2 separate regions of the Homo sapiens genome follow, and region 2 is linked to region 1. Evidence: chromatin contacts called from ENCODE Hi-C data. All regions are on one chromosome and are shown on one strand. Each heading gives the region's core, a stretch centred on a gene start or an enhancer-like site at or near the end of the contact. The rest is flanking DNA. Distances are from core to core; before and after follow the strand shown.

Region 1 (5,777 bases), core at 1,839-4,338:
AAAACAGAGGCACAGGAATGTGAACACAGGACCCAGGATCAGTATACCTGGAGCCTGGCCCACCGCACACAGTAAAAACCACAGGAGGGCAGAGGAGGGGGAGGTCACCACAACCCTTGGTGCACGACCACCCACAGGAATACAGAGGTCTCTTTTCACTGTGCTGGCATGGCTCATGATCAGTCAGTATACAGGAGACACAGACCCTCCCACAGTGCCCCTTCCACGTTCACAGCAGACATTGCTAATCAATCACAGCATGCCTCCAAGCACCAACACCAACAATCAGGGTTGGTAGACTGGATGGACCAATTCGCCATCCTGGGCTAGTTCTTTGATTTTAGTGGCTGAACTGTTCAATGCAGCAGCCACGAGCCACATATCGTTACGGGGTGCCTAAAATGGAACTCACATCTAAAGTGCATTTAAGTACAAACAGCATGTTGGATTTCGAGACACAGTCTAACAAAAAAAAAGTAAAGTATCTAATAAATGTCGTGTTGATTACATGCCAAGATGATACTATTTTGGATATACCGAGTTAAAGAAAATATAACACTAATTTCACTTTTCTTGTGTACTTTTTAGAAATGTGGCTTACGTTCGGTTTCCGTTGGACAGCGCTGGTCTCGAGTTCAAGCTGTGCCAACAGCGCCCCTGGTGGCCGAAGTGGGTAAATTCATCTGACCAAGGGCCTGTTTTTCTACTGGAGACCCTGCGCAGGTTACTCCACGGTTCTGCACCTGTTTCCTCATCTGTGAAATGGGGACAATAATAGTTCCTATCTCATAGATTGCAATTCAGGAATAGATGAGTTAAAATATGGAAAGTATGTGAAGCAGCACCTGGCACCGTAATAAACGCTGAGTGACAGTTGGCTATGTTTTTATTATAGCATCTTGTTGACTGGGAGGTAGATTGCAGGCCCTTTTCTCTCCTGGGCCTCCCGATCTTGGCCCCACTCCAGAGCAGCCTCCACTCCCCAGGAGAGATAGGAGCTGACGTCCATCAGGAAGAGCACAGCTTCCTGCTGTGTACACCGGAAGAGGCCCCACCAGGCCAAAGCCATGAAGCCATCACTGGAGCCACTTCCTGTGTCTCACTAATAAGCTTCCCCATCACCCCTCACTGGGGTTCTGGTTCCTACCTGAGCTCTTGAACCCTGAGCCCAGTTCAAATCTCTGGAGTCCTCAAAGCCCCCGACACTCTTGCTGTTCCCTGACTCTCCCCACAGCATGGTTGCTGACACTGATCCTTCCAGGAAGCTGCTTAACTCAGTCCCATTTCCCAACAAGCTCTGAGAGTCATTAAAAATAATAATAGATGTGCCTTTGCAGATATAAAGCAAGAATGGCTAGTTGTGGCATTTCTGCAAAGCTTAAAAAACACAGAAAAATTATTTTTAAAAAAGGAGGGGGGAAAGGCTTTTGTAATTCCACCACCAAGAGTCAGCCACTACTTACTATCTTCCTAGCTCCCTTTCTAGAGCAGTGCTGTCCAATAAAAATGTAAAGTGAGGCCGGGTGCAGTGGCTCACACCTGTAATCCCAGCGCTTTGGGAGGCCGAGGTGGGAAGATCACCTGAGGTCAAGAGTTCGAGACCAGCCTGGCCAACATGGCGAAACCCTGTCTCTACCAAAAATACAAAAATTAGCCGGGTGTGGTGGCATGTGCCTAGAATCCCAGCGACTCAGGAGGCTGAGGCAGAAGAATCGCTTGAACCTTGGAGGCGGAGGTTGCAGTGAGCCGAGATCACGCCACTGCACTCCATTCAGCCTGGGCAAAAAAAAAAAAAAAAAAATGTAAAGTGAGCCACATAAGTAATTTCACAATTTCTAGCAACATGTTTTGAAAAGTAAATTTCACCTGGCTCTTAACCAGGTGAAATTAATTTTAACAATATATTTTATTTAACCCAATGTATTCAAAATATTATCATCTCAATGTGTAATCGATGTAGAAATCTTCACGAGATCGTTTACATTCTCCTTTTGTACTAAGTCTCTGAAGTCCCGTATGCTGCTTGCACTCACAGCACCTTTCGATTTGGTCAAACTGCATTTCAAGTGTTCAGTACCCATGTGGCTCATGGCTGCTATATCAGAGAGTGCAGGTCTAGGGTGCTTTTTAAAGCAAATGGGCGAGTGTTGAGTGTGACAATGTTGGACTGTCAAGGCCTGTAGAGTTTGGGACCCTGCTAGTCCACACTTGCCCCTGAGCCTTGCAATAATGAAATCCCTTCCTTCCTCAGGGCCAGCTGCTCCATGCACACCATATAGAATCTATACACTCTTTCCCAAGAGCTCCATGCACTATTAGGTGGGGAATCATTGGATGTCAGGAAAAGAAAGGGCAAGATAGCTCCATGGTGCCCTGGGTCGACGATGGAGAAGCATGCCTCTGAGAGCCCTCCAAGGTTAAGAAACAGGGAGTCCCCAGCACCCCTCAATCATCCTCATTCACATTGCTACTGCCCCGTTTTCCACACTTCAGTTTCCTCGGATTTCGTACTCCAGGCAGAAGCTCCAAGACGCCTAGTACTTCAGGTTTGACATCCTGCCAGCTTGGGCTCCAAGCAATGGGCTCCCCGTACATTGCGAACCGCGTGTCTCCCAAGATGAAAGACTGTAAAAAAAAGATAAAAATAGTTCCCGGGAAAGGGACTGCTTCAGCTGGCCCAGTTTGTAGAGTCCCTGTTTCATCTCTGATGTGAATAATTCATCTCTTCTAAAGTGCTGCTGTTAAGTTAGGAGCATCATTATTGCATTTTTTTTGATGAGGCACTTCTTAAAAAATCATAAACACCCAGCACATTAAGAGGAGAGCCTGAAGTACGTCATTTAGAGCCATTTGCTCAGGCAGAACCCAGCGCTTGTGATCCGTGCCGTCAGCTTGTTCCCTAAGCTGACATATCAAAGCTGCCTTTGGTTTCCTCCTTTGCTTAGACTAGGGAGTATGACCTTGCTTCTTTTGAAGAGTTTGCAGAGGTGGCCCTGGAGAAGGAAACAGTCCGGCCTGGGAAGCAGGCGGCCGGAGGGCTGGCCCTTGCTCTCTTTGGCCTCTTCTCAATTACCTTGTGAAGACAAGCACAAGTAAACAACTCTGGAGTGAGGCCAGCTCAGTATACATTCTTGAAGAAGCCGAAGGGCACTGCGATATGAATAATAATATGAGTAACAGTGACTCATGCCACCATTAATTGATCACTTACTACATGCCAGGCCGCCCACACTAAGAGCTCTAGATGCATTATCTCATTTCATCCATGCAACGCTATGAAGAGGGACACTCCTATTATACCCATTTCACAGATGAGGGCACTGAGGCACGGAGGGCAGGGATGAGTCATTTGCAGGGCTGTCTGCTCCTGTCCTTCTCCACCTCTCTCAGTGGGGAGGGACACTCCCCTCCAATTGCTGATAGTCCCTGGAATCCCAGCTGAGCCCAGAGCAGGTCTGCAAAGAGGTCACTGAACTCCGTGATAGTAAGGTCAAGGCCACCCTGAAACCAGCCATCTCCTACAGAGCCAGGCTGCCCTCCCCTTGCACACAGGCTGCCTGGGCTTAAGTTCCGCCAACAGACTTGGAGCAGGAGGGCTGCGGGCTGCCCTTTGTATGCACATGCGTCTCCAAACCAGCCTTTTTACAAAATGTATTTTAGTTGTGGGATCCTTTATTCCCGTGAATTCTTATCCAGAAGCCCAAAATGTAGAATAGATTTTCAGGGAGTTTCCCTGGTTGAAGGGAGGCATGGGGGACCCAGAGACCCCTAGAACAGCCCTCTCAGCACCCTGGACCTGGGTGAACCAATGCTCTGAGTGACTTCTTTGTTTGACGAGACGGGTCAACTGAGTCCCGGGGAGGGCAGCCACAGGGCTAACATTTACTGCGCACTTGCCGCGAGCCTCACTGTGCGGAAGCTCTCTCGTTCTCTCCGGTTACCCCGAAGCCTCAGGCTCCCCTAGTTCACCAAGCCCAGGTTTCTGGGAGTGAACCTGGTCCCGCTGCCTGCTCCACACCTTGTACATCTTTGTCTCAGGTCTCGAGGGACAGGATTGAGGTGGCCCTGTCCCTTCTGTCCCCTCCATCCCCAATGACAACTGATGGGTTCCAGGTTTTCTGTTTCCCTTTAGCAGGAAAATGGAGCCCAGAGATTTGGTCTGGCTTCCCACGTGAAAAGTCCACCTGCTACTTGGCCGGTGTAGGTGTGGGCTGACCAGGTGCCTCCTGGCCTCTGGGGCCTCCTTTCTGGCACAGTAGAGCCGGGGTGGAGGGCGGCCCCACGGGGACAAGGCTTGGCAGAGCCAGAGGTGAAGTGGCCGGCATGGCAGCTATCCACAGCTGGGCCCAGGCCTGCCCCAGTGGTAGACACAGGGGCCCAGCTCAGGCCCCATAAGGAGGAAACTAGAAACAATTTTCCTCACCTCGCACAAATCCCATCCCAAATTCCCACCCACCAGCTTAGAGGGAGCGGAGGCCTGAGCTCATCTTCTCACGTGGAGCTCGGGCATGGTGCTGGGGCCCCAAGGCCCCGGAATCCCTGTCTGGGCCTCTGATCCCTGTCTTCAGAAGGTGGCGAGCCACCCTTCCGGCCTTAGGCCTGCTGACATGGGACCCAGTGTCTGTTTGTCCAAGTTCAAGGATTATGAAATGTGGGTTATTGCCCTGCTCTGCTGATACTGGCTCTGTGGGGCCTCCATCCCAACCCCCTGATCGCAGAAGCCCCAAGCTTTCTGGAGACGCTTGGCCTCGTTTTATTCTCCCAAGAAGACCCTGCGGTGGGCAGAGCAAGACTTTTAGCCCCATCTCCCTAGCGGGAGAACTGAGGAGTCACGGCAGTGCCCTGGCCCCAGCTAGCAGAAGTCTGGCAAGCTCCAGGGATTTCGAATCCTCTTGGGAATTCTCGCAGGAGCCAGTCCCCTTTTTGCCAAGTGACTCCCACACAGACCCATCAAACTTTGCAGGTCCCCATGGGGGAGCAAACTTTGCAGGTCCCCTGCAACTGGACGGGGACAGCCCTGAGTGGTGAAGCGGGGCTCTGTGGCATATCCCCCGGCAAGGAGCCCCCCTGGCCACACCCACTGTCCAGGGATGCTGCCCCCAGCCAGACCCTCAGCCTCCTAGTCCTGGACCGAGACAGGGTGGGCTCGGGCCACACATGAGACCTCCCGTATATGTCCTGGGCTAGCACAACTGCTGGGTTGGCCAGCACTGGGCTAGGTCTGACCCCAAGATGGAATAAACAAAGGAAAATCCATGACAACTGGACTTAGCTCAGGGTGGGCCCTGCCCTGACATCCTCTCATCCCGCAGAGCTGCCCACACACTCAGGGGCATGGAGGAGCCACAGGCTGGCCAGGGGCCCAGCACCCTGGAGGACACAGAGAGGCACGGAAGTCACCTGGGCTGGAGGGGAGGAGTCAAGGCAGCCCTCCCAGGGACAAGGCCCTTCCGGCTGCAGCTGCAGAGAGGGAGGGAGGAGGAGGAGCAGGTCTGCCCTCTGTTCTGACACCAGGGGCCTTCTGGAGCTCCCCCAATGCTGCTCTCCCCATGCTCCTCCTCCCCTCCATGGCCTAGCCACCTCCCCTTTGCCCTCCTGGCTGCAGCCTCTGCTCCCCTCCCCATCCCACTTGCCTGAGCCAGCGCCACCTGGCCACATCCTGTATCTGCCCTCACTGCCACTCCCCAGGGCCCCTAGTAGCCCCCTGCTGTCCACAGGGACAGTCCCACCCCTCCCCACCGGGAACAGAGCCCAGCACCATGTGGCCCCTCAGGCTG
Region 2 (5,777 bases), core at 2,076-4,575, 700 kb before region 1:
ATCAATAATCTTTCACCTCACATACCGATCTTCTTTTGTGGTGAAAACATTTCAAATCTTCTCTTTTAGCAATTCGGAAATATACAATGCATTAGTATTTATTCTAGTCAGCATTCTGTGCGATAGATCACTGAAACCTATATGTCTTATCTAACTGAGATCTTGTATCCTTTGACCTTCTCCCCTTGCCCCATCTCCCAGCCCCTGGTAACCGCCATTCTGCTTTCTACTTCTAGGACTCTTTTTAGACTCCACATGTTAAGTGATATTTCTCAAAAGAAGACATCCAAGTGGTGAACAGATCTATGAAAAAAAAAAATGCTTGTCATCACAAACCATCAGGGAAATGCAAATTAAAACCACAGTGAGACATCACCTGCCCTGTTCGAATGGCTTATCAAAAAGATGAAAGACAGCAAGTGTTGGTGAGGATGTGGAGGAAAGGGAACCTTGTGTGCTGTTGGTGGGTATGGACAGTCATACAGCCACTGGGTGTTGGGAGGAGAAAACGTGGTGATTCACTCAGCAGATGCCCTCATTCATTCAGTGCTGGCCAACTGCTGTGCTCCTGGTCCTGGGTCGGGTGCCTACTAGAGGATGCAGATACAGCATTTGAGATGGACTGCTCTGGCACTGGCCTGGGGGCAGGGTAGGGGAGCGGGAAATGGTCATTCCTGTGAGAAGCTGGGATGGAAAGGAGAAGACGGATTGGGGATGGTAAGAGGCAGAGGGGGCAGGCTTGGAGATCACATGGGTGTGGACATGGCGGATGGGGTGGGCTGGGAGAAGTGGGTAGGGAAAGGTGGCACCGAGGTAGCAAGTTCTGGTGACCAGGCAGATGGCACCGTCCTGCCCAGAGATGGAGGCTACAGGAGCTGGTGAGTGCCCCAGGCCTGGATGTGGGACACATGAGGTCATGAGGAGCAACCACAGGAGCCGTCCTGTGAGAAGCTAATATGTGAGTCTCAGGAGGAGATGGGGTGCCGAGGGTCAGCGGGGTTGCGTGTGTGAGTGCGGAGCAGAGTGGAGGCCGCGGGAGGCCAAGGCAGTGGTCAGGATGTGAGGGGTGGAGTGAGCACTGTGGGCCTGCTGGAGGAACCTGAGGGGCAGACATTGCCATCTCACTGGCAGGTCGGGGAGAAGGTGGCCGGTGGCAAGGGTGTGCCCTCGGGTTATAAGGAGGGGTTCATGTCCAGACTCTGGACATGTATGGCTGGGAGACTTTGGGTAGCTTTTCTGAGCCTCAGGGTCCCTAAGTTAGATGGGGGTGATGATGTCTACCTCACAGGGTGTGGGGGATTAATGGGCCAAACTTGGTGCTGATGTGCATAGAGTGTGCAGTGAGACCCCAACCTTAGTGATGCCTGTGCCCCCAGATGCAGCTGAAGGGTAGCACCCACCGACTGTAATATCATAAGGGGGCAGGACACACCCAGATATTTAGGACAAATCAGAAATCCTCGTTGGATGCTCTTTCTATGCATGTGAACACATTTTGGTTGGGGCAGGGCGAGGAACCTCTCAGAGCCATGGATGGGGTGGCCGTGAGGAGGGGGAGTTGCATGCTGGGTATGCCTTATGGGTGGGCATGAACTTTGTGGACCAAAGGCCACAGCCCCTTTTGGAGTAGCCCCTTTTGTAACGGTAGAGGGTTTTAGGAGGGATTTGTCGATGAGACCGTGGCTGAGGTTCATCTGAAAAGGCTCCCTGAGGAACCAAAGCCCAAGACTCGCTGGATAGATGTGTTCGGTGCAAACCAGGGTGCAGAGAGCACAGCATCAGGTCCCAGGTGCCAGTTGCCAGGCCAGCCCATGGTTAGACAGCCTCAGGTGGAGGGAGTACAGCTTCTGTGTCCCTGCCTGAATGAACGGTGGCACAGGAGTGGAATTTTGAGATGCCCTGGGAAAAACGTGGAAGCGCTGGAAATGTGTGGGCAGGAACAGTCTTGGAGCACCGTGTGGACCTAGTCACAGACAAGCCCGGCTCACGTCATGCCTCATTCTGCTTATCTGTGATGGCTGACCTCCTCAAGGCCAGCAAGGTATCAGGACTTACAAGTTCCCAACAGCTTTGCAGGCTCTGGAGGACAGCAGAAAGGTCACCGTCCACAAGCAGGCGCTGCCACCATGGAGAGGGGTAAGCGACATATGCCTGGGTGGTTCAGGAGCACCACGCTTAGTCCAGCCCCACCACCCTACAGAGGAGGAAAACATGCTGAGGAGACTTTCAGGGACTTGTTTATGCCCCAGTTAATGATCTTCTCCACTTGGTATCCCCCGGTACAAGGTTTCCAGAAATGTCATCCTTCTGATGGGATGTGGGAACCCCCAGGTCCCGATTGCTCAAGGTTTGTCAAAGATTTCCAGGCCCACGCTGAAGACGGCAGAGGGACAGTGTTACTCGTGGTTAAACGTCTGGTCAGCACCTTCTTTGCCATTAGAAATGTCATCTCCAACTCCCACGAATGTTGCTTCACCGTTAACTGGGGTGACGTCGGGCGGCTGCCTCTGCTCTGCTCTGGGGTCAGGATTTCATTTCTGCTTTTTTCACAGGTGTAAGTCTGGGCTGTTAACAGGCACAGCCCAGGAACCCAAGGACATCTGTTGGCACCACGGCTGCCTGCACACAGGGTGCAGACTTCAGATGCCGTGTCCTTCCCCATCCGCTCCTGCGACCCAGCCACGAAGCCTGGCCGGCTCTATTCCCTGAGCCTCTGGGTGACTTGTGACCCTAATCCACCTCTTTGGGGAGGTTTATTAATTACTGTACTGGAGGCAGCTCCGTGCCAAGAAGTTCAAAGCATCTTCCAACCTTGACCCATTAATCCCTTTAGCATCCCAGGGAGATCGGAAGGCACTGGCTGAGTCCTGTGATTCCCATCGCCTGCCATTGCATACATGGTGGGGGATGGAGGGGGAACTTGAGCAAGGAGAGCTTGGCCTGCATGTCCTCCGTGAGTCAATAGCAGGCCTGGAAAAGAAGTTGAGTTTCCCGACTGAGGCCAAGAGCCTCACTGCCAGCACAGGCTTCCTTCCTTACAAAACAGTTGTCATCCACGCCTCTCAAGATGTACCCGTCCCTCAACACCCCATCCCCCAGCACGGGCCGCCTCAGTATCTTAGTGCCAGCAGCACTACCGCTGTTTACATTGAGCTCTGGAGAGTGGCGTTTTATCATCAGGAGCAGCCAAACACGGCCCTCTCCCTTCTCTGAGTATCCTCTGCAGAAAACACCCTCCCCCACAAAAGGGTTTGGTCTTGGAGCAGAGGCCACATCCGTCACCTGTTCAGGGAGCACCACAGCTGTGCGGTCCCCGAGGGGGCTACCTACCAGGGCAGGGCGGCTCCCCGGGGTGCTCGGGGGACCCCCAGCCAGAGGCAGCTGGATAAGGAAGAAACAAGATGTTCTTTCTCCTGCCTGTATTTGCCTTGTACTCTTCAGATTCGACATTGTTTTTAATTTTCAGCCTAATTTTAGTCCAAGAACTTGGTGAGGCTGGAGAAGAGTCTTAAAGCCTTTTTTTTTTTTTTTTTTTTTTGTAAACAAGTGTACTTTTCTGGCCAGATGTTTCTTTTTTCCTGGTCTTACGGGGCTGCGCCATTGAACTGGCCGGCTGAAACTGAATAAATCTTTGTTTTACGGCTTCTTTGGTCCTTTACAACTAAGAGCCTCAGGAAGGAATCAGATCTTTTAATCCTCCTGGTCTTAGCCTGGAATGACCTCGCAAATGCACCATTAGCTAAGAAATCTTAGAAATATGTTTGTGGTTGACCTGAAAGCACATTAGCAAAGTCCCAGGCCCTAACACTGGGATGGTTAATCACCCCTGGGATGGAATGACCAGGCAGAGCCTGTCCCAGCAGGGTGCCACAAAGAGTTGAAAACATTTCTTTCTCATGAGCGGTATGTCTTGCACGATCAGGTGCTTCTTAGCAGTGACCAAGACAACAGTTACCTTCGTCTCCGGCTGGATATCCTGTTTAAAATCCGACCCTGCGTTTAAACGTGTGCAGAACGGGTCCTCAGTGCACCCTCCTGAGGTTGCTCGGACGGGTTCCTCCAGGAAGTGTGCTGGGGTGTGGGCTGACACAGCACTAAGTCGCAGCTTGAGGTACAGTGAGATGTTTTCATGGTTTAGGGAAAGCAGGCTGATTCCAGCTATTTTCACTTCTGAAAGGGCCCTGGCAGAAGGACAGGCTTGTAAAATCTGCTGTGAGTGATACAGCTGCGGCCAACCGTGGAGCCCTCCAAGTGCTGGGGAGAGCAGGCAAGGAACCGGGCCTGGTTCTTGGACAGGTTTTCATGTCCTAGGAGGAAGAACAGTTATTGCTTAATCTTGAAAATTGGGCTTTAGACCCTCAGTGTCACAGCTGACCACAGGGCTGGCCAGGTTACAGATGGGGCAGGGCCCTGCTGCTCCTCCTGATCCCTCTGCCTGAGGGGCCTCCCTCCATGGCCCCAACCCTACCCCACTGCTGCAGCGTCCCATGCTCCGATGTCTTAGAACTTTGAGCGGAACGTCCCATCTCTTGTTCTCTTCTCTGCGGAACTGTCTTTTCCTGGCCCCCTCGAATGGGCTTGGGGCCATTGCCTTCTCTGTCATCCTTCCCTTTCCCTCCTCATTCACTGCCTTCTTCCCTCTCACGTCTAATCAGTCTTCGAACTGTGTCAGTTCTACTTCTGTGACGTCTCATCACCATCCCTGCTCAAGTCTCCGTTACCTGGGCCACGTCCACAGCCTCCTAACGGCTCGTTTCTGCCTCTGATCTCTCTGAACTGCCTCTGCCTGCATGTGCTGCTGCTGACTCTTCCCAAGCTCAGCCCTGGCCGTGGCATGCTGCGTTCTTCCAGGAATCCCTGTTCCACTGGTGTCCAGTCCCTCTGTCTACCCTCACAGGCTCAGGCCCTTCACCATGAAGCCCCGACTCACCTTTCTGGGCAAGAAGTCTGCACCTTCTGACCACTCTGGATAGAGGCTCTTGCTGCTCCTGTATCTTTCTTTGCCTACTTGATTTCTCCTACCTGCATGGAGCCCCCTGCCACTCCCAACCCAGTTGAATGTCCAGAGGCCTTGCCGTTAGCTACCAAGAGGAGGAGTTACCAGACCCAGATAGAAGAAAGTGTGGGAGGCCTATTTAGTTCTGAAACAAAAAGAAATCTGGAACCACACCAAAAACCAGGGAAGATATTTTGATGTGGTTCCTTTAATGCAGCTGTTTAGACATGGGGATATTTTGGCAAGCCATGATATATTCAGCTATATTGCTCTACTAAGTGTCATGTGACATGGACACCCTGACCTCCCTGCGTCTCACCCCCTTTCGAGCTCACCCCAGAGGTGAGAAGGGTGGTAGGACATAGGGATAAAGTGGGGGTTAATCAGGCTTCAGAGAACCGGGCACCTGGGGCTTAGCATGCACTGGAGCACGGCCACAACTTCTCTGCAGCCCCTCCCTTCAGGAAGTGGAGTCTATTTCCTCCACCCTTGACTCTGATGGGTCTGTGACTTGTTCTGATCAACAGAATGAGGCTGGGGTATTTTGAGCCCAGGTCTCCAGGTGCCTTTCAGGTTCTCCATCCAGCTGCTCTGTGGATGCAGGCTAGCTTCACCGGGGGATGAGAGACCACGTGGAGCAGAGACCAGCCCTCCCAGCTGCTCGGTGGATGCAGGCTAGCTTCACCGGGGGATGAGAGACCACGTGGAGCAGAGACCAGCCCTCCCAGCTGCTCTGTGGATGCAGGCTAGCTTCACCGGGGGATGAGAGACCACGTGGAGC

The links. A loop is a pair of places that touch in the nucleus more often than their neighbours do. Pooled maps may share reads with other maps.
Region 2: a loop to region 1 is called in a map of gastrocnemius medialis, with 4 times the contacts of the local background. The contact joins two enhancer-like sites. A Hi-C loop is called at or near these places in 3 of 168 maps with a recorded cell type or tissue (gastrocnemius medialis, ovary and prostate gland) and 5 of 50 pooled maps.

What each region holds. Positions count from the first base shown.
Region 1 is chr14:100,658,347-100,664,123 of GRCh38, reverse strand. The region is part of intron 1 of LINC00523 (long intergenic non-protein coding RNA 523); the gene reads right to left. Among named protein-coding and RNA genes, the nearest start is that of LINC00523, 4.0 kb to the right of the region's middle. RefSeq lists an enhancer at 2,403-3,602. Within about 2 kb of position 3,088, at least 3 of the 41 ENCODE cell types and tissues checked have a DNase peak (open chromatin) inside an H3K27ac peak, as active enhancers do.
Region 2 is chr14:101,357,984-101,363,760 of GRCh38, reverse strand. It overlaps LOC107984697 (a long non-coding RNA gene), which reads left to right. Exons shown (of 5, transcript XR_001750892.2): 2 at 237-425. Among named protein-coding and RNA genes, the nearest start is that of LINC00524, 47 kb to the left of the region's middle. Within about 2 kb of position 3,325, at least 18 of the 41 ENCODE cell types and tissues checked have a DNase peak (open chromatin) inside an H3K27ac peak, as active enhancers do.